2 separate regions of the Homo sapiens genome follow, and region 1 is linked to region 2. Evidence: chromatin contacts called from ENCODE Hi-C or POLR2A ChIA-PET data. All regions are on one chromosome and are shown on one strand. Each heading gives the region's core, a stretch centred on a gene start or an enhancer-like site at or near the end of the contact. The rest is flanking DNA. Distances are from core to core; before and after follow the strand shown.

Region 1 (4,876 bases), core at 2,373-4,872, 36 kb before region 2:
ATCTAGAGCCATTTGCACTATTACAGTGTATGCAACCTAAGCTGGGAGAATTTTCTTCTGGGAGGGAAAATTGATTCCGAGGTTACCATTAACCCCCATTATCACAGCACGCCCCATTCCAAAACTATTCTTGGGAACCAAGGGGGCTACAGGAAACTATGGAGGCCCATGGCGAGGTTGATGCCCAACATCACAGGTGCTAACAGCCAAAGTCCATTAGCCCCATGTCTCAGAAGGGCATGAAAGTGAGTGAGATGGAGAAGGGGAGAGAGAGGGAGCATAAAAGAATCGGTGGCCTGGTGTGACGGCTCACAGCACTGGTAATCCCAGCATTTTGAGAGGCCAAGGTGGGTGGATGGCTTGAGCTCAGGAGTTCGAGACCAGCCTGGGCAACATGGTGAAACCCCATCTCTACAAAAAAATACAAAAATTAGCCGGGTGTGGTGGCACATACCTGTAGTCCCAGCTACTCGGGAGGCTGGTGTGGAAGGAATGCTTGAACCCAGTAGGCAGAGGTGGCAGTGAGCCGAGATTGCACTACTGCACTCTAGCCTGAGTGATAGAGCAAGACCCTTTATCCAAAAAACAAAAAACAAAAAAAAGATCTGGGTATGTGTTTTCCCAAGAATTCCTAGGCTTTGGAAGTTTCCCTGCATCCCTCACTTCATTTGTATGGGTTGGGAACTTGGGTGAGCTGAACAGCAGGAACCAAGGCTAACACCTGCATAAGACCCTTTTCATTTTGACATGAAGTCCTGCCTGGTAACTGCCCTCTCCAGCTGGGGCCAGAGCCTGGTAGAGGAATGTTCTCCAGGAGTTTGGCTTAGAGGCTGCCCATCCCATTTTCATTCCTATACCCAGCTGTTCTGGGCCCAGGTGTGGGGACCCAGGGGCAGAAGGCTACTGGCTTGTCCATTCCAGGTGCTATGTATGGAAAATCACTCCAACCCATTCTAAGCACAGTCAAGAGCCTTTATTATGGAGTGTGCTATGACCTCCACCTTCCCAAACCCACCAGCCCAGCCAAGAAGGTAGTGGTGATAGTGGCTGCTGCAAAACAAGAAGAGAAAGACAGCTGTGTGGACAAAGGAGGCAGCAGGTGACCTTGGAGAGCAGCAAAGCCACTGATCTCGCCATCCTTACCTTGTCATTACATAGCAGTCAGTACTGGTCTTGAATCTAGAAAGCCCAAGTCTGAATTCTGAGTTGACCTTGGACTAATTACTTACTCTCTCTGAGCTTGTTTCTTTTCCTATGGTCTGGAAGTAAAAATAAACACCTAGCAAAGATGTTGTCCACATTAAATGACATAATGTGGGAAAGAAGTGACAAATAATGGTTGTTCAACCAATGTCAAATATCTATATGATATATATTGCATTGTCCCTGTGAATACAATGTAATACAATGTTCCAAGTGGCTCAGTCTTCATATATAAATATATTTAATAAATTAGTTAATTATGAGAGGAATTGGATACATACAGTATATATCAAATGTATATATATATATATATATATATATATATATATATGAAAGAAACTCAGCATCCATTCTATTTTTTTAATTCTTATTATTTTATTGTTATTTTTTTGAGACAGGGTCTCCCTCTGTTGCCCAGACTGGAGTGCAGTGGTGTGATCACAGCTCACTGCAGCCTTAACCTCCCAGGCTCAAGTGATCCTCCGACCTCAGTCAAGTAGTTGGAACCACAGGCACACATCACCACACCGTGCTTATTTATTTGTTTGTTTGTTTGTGTGTTTGTTTGTTTTGTAGAGATGAGGTCTGCCTATGTTGCCCAGCTGGTGTCAAACTCCCAAGCTCAAGTGATCCCCCAGCCTCAGCCTCCGAAAGTACTGGGATTACAGGCAGGAGCCACCATGCTCAACCCTAGCATCCATTCTAAAATGTGTCTCTGTTGTTCATAGAAGACATAGATTCATTCTCCTTGGCACAAGGGTTTGCTTCGGATTCTGGGTGTTGTGGCTACATCACTGGCCAGCTCTGAACTTTAAAAGTTCCTCCCGCCTGCCCCCATACCTTTTCTAGGACCACCAATAAGCCCTCCTCCTCCTCTCCCGGGATGCCGCCTGAACACATGGCTGACCTCCTCTCCTCCCTAGAGTGACCAGTCTTCCAGAAGCATATTGCAGAGGAAGGCCTTGATGACTTGGAAGTACTGGAGAGGAATGCACTCCAATTCAGCCCAACATTCAAAGCATCTGCCAGTGCTGGGCCCTGGGGCACAAGATGAGCAACCTAAGGGTTGCCAGGCGAGCGGAGGTATCAGATACACACACAGCTCATTCGAGCAATAGGTGAGTGAGGGCAGGCGCGCCAGGAGGAAGCCGGACAGATGGGGTTCATGCGGAAGGAGGCCCAAGGAGGGCGCCCCCAGGAGTGGACACAGCCGTTGCTTCCGTGCCCGCCAACACTGGGAAGCTGACCTCTCTTAGTCACCGGGAGATTTGTGCAGGAGGGGAGGGGTGGGGAGAGCAGGGCTAAGTGCTGACGGGACGTCCCTGTCAACACAATGTTCTGCCTGGCCGGGCCTTCATATATAAAGATATTTAATGAATTAGTTAATTAATGAGAGGAGTTTGATTGATAGATCATATGGCGCTCGCAGCAGGGTGAGTCTGACCCCGATATCGCCGCCTCGGCTGCAATCCGTCCCCCTCACTGGTCGGGAGAGCGCCGTCGCTCCGGCAATTTGCATGCATTTAATGTAGCTCTTTAATAGGATGTAATGTTAGCGAAAGCCAAAAGCGCAGCAGCTGTAACTTAAAAGACAGCCCCATTACTGCAAGCCTTATAATTAGGGTAAGAGGGAGACTCGGTCTGCCATATGTTAAACTCTTTTGAGGTTAATAGCTCTGTAAGATTTTTGCAATTTAAAAAAATTACACTTGAAGGATGATGACAAGGCTCATCAATGAAGCGCCTCTTCACTGGAGGGAAGGGACAGAAGGATCCCATGTCCCCCAAGGTCCCCTTCCTTGGGGACATGGCGAGGTGGCCCCTCTCCTCCCGCAAGTCGCCCAGACTCCCTTCCTTCTTTCCTCTCTGCACCAGCTTCCTGCACCCGGCCCCATTAGCGCAAAGCTGCTCTCTCACTCCGTGGAGTTGGATCTCTACCCCCGCAGCCTCTGCTTCCGCAGGTCCCCGGCATCCGGCCCATCGGGGGCGGGCGCAAGGCGCTCCACCGCGCGCCCCAGGGCCAGGGAGAAGCGCCGCGCGTGCTTACCTTGCAAACTCGCAGGCAACTCCAGAGCAATTACGGGTCCCCGCAGGTTACCTGGAGCTGATTGCACAGCCGGGGGCCGAATCAGGGAACACGCAGCGGGCACTGCCCGGGGGGGCGGGGGGAGGAGAGGAAATCGCCGGGAATTTGCTTGGTAATTACTTGGCACAAGCCCCTGGAGGTGTTTGCCCCCTCTGTGCTACAGCCCACACGGCTAAGGGACGCGACAGCGGTGTGGAGCCTGGTCCTGGGCCTGAGGGAACCGAAGCCGGCAAGTGGACCCTGGAGCGCTGCCGTCTGTGTCCCAGCTGCGACATGTAACAGGAAGGCCTCCCGCCCGCTCCCCGCGAAGAGCCCAGCTGCACCCTCCCGGTCTCTGGTGTCTTTCCCGAGTGTCCCTTCCCCGTGGCCCGAGAGCACCGGGTGGGGGACGGTCATAGGGGAGTCGCTGTAGAGATGGGAGATGGTCTCTGGAGACTGAAGCAGCCTCCTCCCGCAGGGTCCCCTCCCACGGTCTGTGCTCGGTGGGGGAGCAGGGGAGAGCCGCCTGCTAGGCAGATTCTCTCCCCCAGGAGTTCTGTCTCCTGTGTCCTTCCCCTCCCCCTGGCTCCCTTGCGGAGCGCGTGGGTGTCGGGCCAAATTCCTGATGACAGACACTCCAGACAAAACAACAACAAGGGACTGACAAAAAGAAATCCCTCTTATTTTTTTGAAAGGGGGCCCTTGTTAGAAAGAAACTACAGGAGCGGTAAAATTACTACTAATTGCACAATTATCTGATTATCTCTGGTACCAAAAATACATGAGATCCTTTCCACCTCCCAGCTACTTAAAGAATTCTCAGGGACACTTCTTGGGGAAGCAGACAGATCGCGCTTGTCAAAACCTGGAGAGACCAAAGGATGTAAGGAAAGGGGATGTTTGGGTGAGGGTGGCAAAGGGAATCACATGTAGATCCCTAGGGAGTAGAAGAAAAAGTTTAGAACAGGCTGGGGAAGAAATGGAATGCAGGAGAGAGGCTGGCAGAAGATGGTGATGGCCATGAATTATATAAATCACAGCTAAAAGAGCTTATGAGATCGTTTAATTCCAACATTATCCCTATTCTGAAAGTGAGATCCATAGAGGTTAGGCCACTTGTCCAAGCACTTAGGAGCTGGAAGGTGTGGAGGAATGAGGGTGGACTGTGGTGGAGGAGATGGGGGGCTGTTCACACCTAGCTCAGGCCCAGCACAGTGGGTCACACCTGTAATCCCAGTGCTTAAGGAGGCTGAGGCAGGAGGATGGCTTGAGCCCAGGAGTTCGAAGCTGCAGTGAGCTATAATTGTGCCACTGCACCCAAGCCTGGGCGACAGAATGAGACCCTGTCTTTTTTTTTTGAATTATTTTTTTCAGAGATAGGGTCTTACTCTGTCACCCAGGCTGAGTGCAGTGGCACGATCTTGGCTCACTGCCACTTCTGCCTCAGGGCTCAAGTGATCCTTCCACCTCAGCCTTCCAAGTAGCCGGGCTTACAGGTGCGTGCCACCATTTCCTGCTAATTTATTTGTGTTTTTTTTGTAGAGGCGAGGTCTCCCTATATTGCCCAGGCTGGTCTCAAATTCCTAGGCTCAAGCAATCCTCCCACCT
Region 2 (4,407 bases), core at 1,748-4,247:
TCACAGACTGAGCTCACTTCTCAAGAAGTGGGAGCGGTACAGGGCCGGGCCCCAGTCTGATGGGGAGACCAGCAGAGGAGTCCTGCCGTCATTCGCAGGGGAGCGAAAGGGGACTTTCAGACAGGGCAGAAGGCAGACTTTGCTCAGCATGACCCAAAGCCCAGCCTCAGGAGCTGAACACAAATATGGAAATAACAGCACAGATTCTGGGGATGTGACACAGGCGGCTTTTGCCCCGGCTGTGAATCTGGAAACAAATGAGAACTACAAAACCGGCTTGTTTGGTTTAGTGAGGAGGCAGGTGCCAAAACAGCAAATGTCACCCTCCCCATTAAGCCTGGGCAGTTTAGATTCCCATTAGTCCTAGAAATGGGATACAGCCTCTGTGGGGTCAGAAGGCCAGAGGCTGCAGCAGCATTGTAGCATCAAGCGGGGAGAGAGGACACAGAAAGACTTGTGATGTCAGCCCTAGGTGGGGCCGGTCTGTTTTAAGGAGATGTTCTAAGTTCAAACCCAGGGAAGATGGGCTTTGGCAAGCACAACTGAAAAGATTTCCACTTGTCCCCTTCTTAAAAATCAGTAGGTAGACTGACTACTCTAGGATAAACTGCCAGCAGCTTTGTTTTCTTTGGGGCCGCCATCTGAAGCAGCTGCAGCTGATTTTAATGAGACATAATAATATTCTATCAGTTCTGTGAGCTATAGACTGAGCCCACTGAGGGAACCTGCTCAACCCCCAAAATGATCAGACTTGTCAAAATATGATCATTTTGTTCCTTATTATAAATGAAAAGAAGATATGATTTAAGTGTCATCCTCTGGGTATGGGAGCTGGATTCCTATAAATCAATCATCCCAAATAAACTCTTTGGACTGATTTCACTACAAATATGCTGCAAACAATTTCTTTAAACAAAGCATAAAAGTATTACTGTATCTCTGCAACGTCAAAATGGCTTTAGATATGCATTATTGGGTTGCTGGGGTGTTCTTTGGTTAAAATATGTTATTTATGGTGTTGCGCCTGACAGGCGAAGTCAGTGCTGACTGCCTGCTGGATAAACCTCCCTCTTGGTTGCCTCTCAGTCCCCAACAGTGAAAATGGTGAAAGAGGACGGGTGTCCAGGGTAGGGAGAGGTCCAAGGGCCAGGCTGGGGTCCCTAGACTTTGCATATGTGACATATTTCATCTTCATAATGGCTCCCATTATATTGAAGGGTGGTAAGCATATAATTTCAGGCTATAGCCTATTTGAATAGGATTTCCAGGTCTGTTACTAGCCATCAGACTTAGAAAATCATACGATGCCTCTTTCATTCAGTTTTCTTTCTTAAAATGGGGACAATGGTGACAACAATAACATCTAACTCTTTTGGTTTTTGTGCGGATCCAACAGGGGTAAACATGGGAAAGTACTTAGCATGGTGTCAGACACATGGTTGCACCAGGTCATGTTAGTTAGCTATTGTTATTATTATTAGAAACCCTGGGAGTTGCAGGGCATGGTGGCTCACGTCTGTAATCCCAGCACTTTGGGAGGCCAAGGCGAGCGGATCACTTGAGGTCAGGAGTTTGAGACCAGCCTGGCCAACATGGGGAAACCTCATCTCTTTACTAAAAATACAAAAATTAGCTGGGCGTTGTGGTGCATGCCTGTAATCCCAGCTACTGGAGAGGCTTAGGCACGAGAATCGCTTGAACCCGGGAGGCAGAGGTTGCAGTGTACCAAGATCACGCCACTGCACTCCAGCCTGGGTGACAGAGCCAGACTCCTTCAAAAAAAGAAAAAAAAAAAAGGAGAAACCCAGGGAATTTTCTGTCCCAAGGAGGTGCTATGGAGCAAAGCTATGCTCATAGACTGTAATCTGTCTTAACATGATGTCTTCACTTTATTCTGTCCAGAAAACTAGACTTGCAGAGGACAATGAACAACCCTATGCCATAGAGTTCTGAAGCCCCATCTTCCCCTAAGGTGCCTGCATCATCGGTCTCAGAAAGAAGGCAGTGTAGGGAAGGAGGTGACGTACTAAGAGTTTTTCCGCAAAGTAGATTTGTCTATTAAGCCCCATGTCACCGGCTTTCCATCTCTCTACACTCACCTGGACAGGCATTTCTTCCATGCCACATTTTTGTAGCGCTCCAATCTGTCCACATTTTAACAACCTTGTACCTCAGTCGAGATAGAGCCTGAAAAGTTTAATATCATGTCAAATAAGAGAGCCAATAAAACTTGACATTATTAATATGATGTCAAGGTTTTTTTTTCCCAACTGCTTAGGGAAAAAACATTGTGTCCCATTAAGTTGAGCTCCTTGCACTGAGAAATATTAAGTGACTTTTCAATGACTACCAGCTGGAACTATTAGTTTTCTTCATAAGCATTGCTGCCGTCGATTCTGAGAGGCCAGTTGAGAACCTTTTATGAAGATGCTGGATGAGCTGGTGCAATCAGAAAAGCTTTTAGGTTTCCCTGGGATCCCTCTTTAAGTGGGGCTGTGTATGGAAATGGGGATATGAATTATTAAAAGGCTTAAATACATTTGGCTGAGAGAGCATGGGCTTCATACTCCCTCTGTCCATTTATCCCCAAAGGACTGCAGTAGCCTTTCAGGACAATCTGGTGTGGACTGGAAAACCAAGGCCAGAGTCCTGGAAAGAGGAGCACACAGGGCTTCCCTCACTGCCTGGCACCCCCTGCCCCAGCCGTCAGCAGCATCACGGTGGGTACAAGAGCTGCTGGTGTGGTGCGGCCCACTGTTCCGCCCTGGCAAGGGAGGGGGCATGAGTGCCCACAGCTGCTCCTGGCCCTTGCTCACACTGGGCTTCTGGGAAGGACACTGTCAGGAAGCTGTTGGGGGCCTCTGTTTCCCTTGGCCGGGGTCCATGGTTGCTTCACAGCACGTGGCTTTCCATGTCAGAGTCCCTTCCCGGGAAGAGGTCAGGACTTAAAATAAGCTGGCGTGACTCATGTCTGAGTTGGGAGATGCCTCGTGCAAGTGCTGGCTTTTCAGGAATGTGCAGCTGGGGCAGCTGAAAAGAAAGCTCCAGAGGCTCAGACCTGGATTTCCAGAGTCTTTTGGCTGCTCAAGCCCAAATAAGATTGTTTCAACTGTTCCTACATCTGGACTGTTCAGACACCAGCATTTCTCCTAGGCTTTCTTATCCCCAGGGAAGCTGTTTCTGTAGCATTTACCCCATTTCCGACCCCACCCCAACACCATTTGGCTACCCACCCAAGTGTCTCATCACTTTCATTGTGGATGACTTTTATAGTTCCTAGCTGTGACACCTTCTAAGAGGTATACCTGTGTTCTTAATCTCAGGAATCCAGTGAGCTGGCTACAGAGGCAGTTGCAAGCTGGTGCTTATTTATGTAAGGCTGGAGTGTTTATTATAGGGTTGTATTCCTTTAGTGAGATCAAAAAATTAAGAGATGGATGGCAAACAGAACAGTCCTTATTTAGACTTCTGTGATGTTCCAGTTGACATACTTCCCCCTTGCCCTTTGCCCCCACTCATCCTGCACCATCTGGGGGCACATGACCCCGGGGATAGCAGATGGAAGGCAGCTTGCTCTTCTTAAATTTCACCCAACTCTTAAGAGACCTCTAGGGAAAATACCCTTGGGATGGTTCCTTAGGGGCACCTTGAGCACTCAAACCCCAATACTGTGGTCAGGAGCAGCTGATGAGGAAAATCCCTGTCCATGGACTTCTCTCTTCTCCATGGAAGTTCAGGATTGGATGATTCAGCCAAGGGCAAGGAGGTTGGGTGAGAAATTTGTCTTGTACAGGTATAGCGTAATTGACAGCAGCTATTCCTCTCTGCTTCCATTGATCTCAAGATAAAACAGAAGACAATTATTATTATTGTAGAAGGAATTTAGTTCAAATGCCAGAAGAATCTCCCAACTCCCAAGATGGTGGCCTTCATGAAGCTGTGAAATCTCTAGTGCAGGGGGTCCCCCTGTTCTGAGCTCTTAGCTTCACCCCAGCTCAAATCCGACAATTCCTAAGCAGCACCTTTCTTTTTCTGGGACATGATCTAGAAGGCTCATATAGCTTACTTGGGATTTTGAAGTGATAACTCCAAGAAAATTGGGAGAGTCAAGTGAACCTTGGATAAAGAATGAAATAGAGGCTGGGTGCAGTGGCTCATGCCTGTAATCCCAGAACATTGGGAGGCTGAGGCAGGTGGATCACTTGAGGTCAGGAGTTCAAGACCAGCCTGGCCAACCTGGTGAAACCCCATCTCTACTAAAAATACAAAATTTAGCCAGGCCTGGTGGCACGCGCCTGTAGTCCCAGCTACTCAGGAGGCTGAGGCAGGAGAATCGCTTGAATCTGGGAAGCAGAGGTTGCAGTGAGCTGAGATCGTGCTACTGCACTCCAGCCTGGGCGACTAAGT

The links. Hi-C counts contacts between places; a loop is a spot of excess contacts on that map. ChIA-PET counts read pairs that join two places held with the same protein, here RNA polymerase II (POLR2A). Pooled maps may share reads with other maps.
Region 1: a map of cardiac septum shows a loop between it and region 2 (2.2-fold over the local background). The contact joins the promoter of LINC02698 here to the enhancer-like site in region 2. A Hi-C loop is called at or near these places in 2 of 168 maps with a recorded cell type or tissue (cardiac septum and gastrocnemius medialis) and 2 of 50 pooled maps. POLR2A ChIA-PET finds 5 or more read pairs at or near these places in 6 of 52 experiments (AG04450, Caco-2, HEK293 and 3 more).

What each region holds. Positions count from the first base shown.
Region 1 is chr11:115,658,099-115,662,974 of GRCh38, reverse strand. It overlaps LINC02698 (long intergenic non-protein coding RNA 2698), which reads right to left and starts at 3,622. Exons shown (of 5, transcript XR_001748394.3): 1 at 3,251-3,622.
Region 2 is chr11:115,621,686-115,626,092 of GRCh38, reverse strand. No RefSeq gene overlaps it. Among named protein-coding and RNA genes, the nearest start is that of LINC02698, 35 kb to the left of the region's middle. Within about 2 kb of position 2,997, at least 8 of the 41 ENCODE cell types and tissues checked have a DNase peak (open chromatin) inside an H3K27ac peak, as active enhancers do; they include gastrocnemius medialis, where a contact is called at or near this core.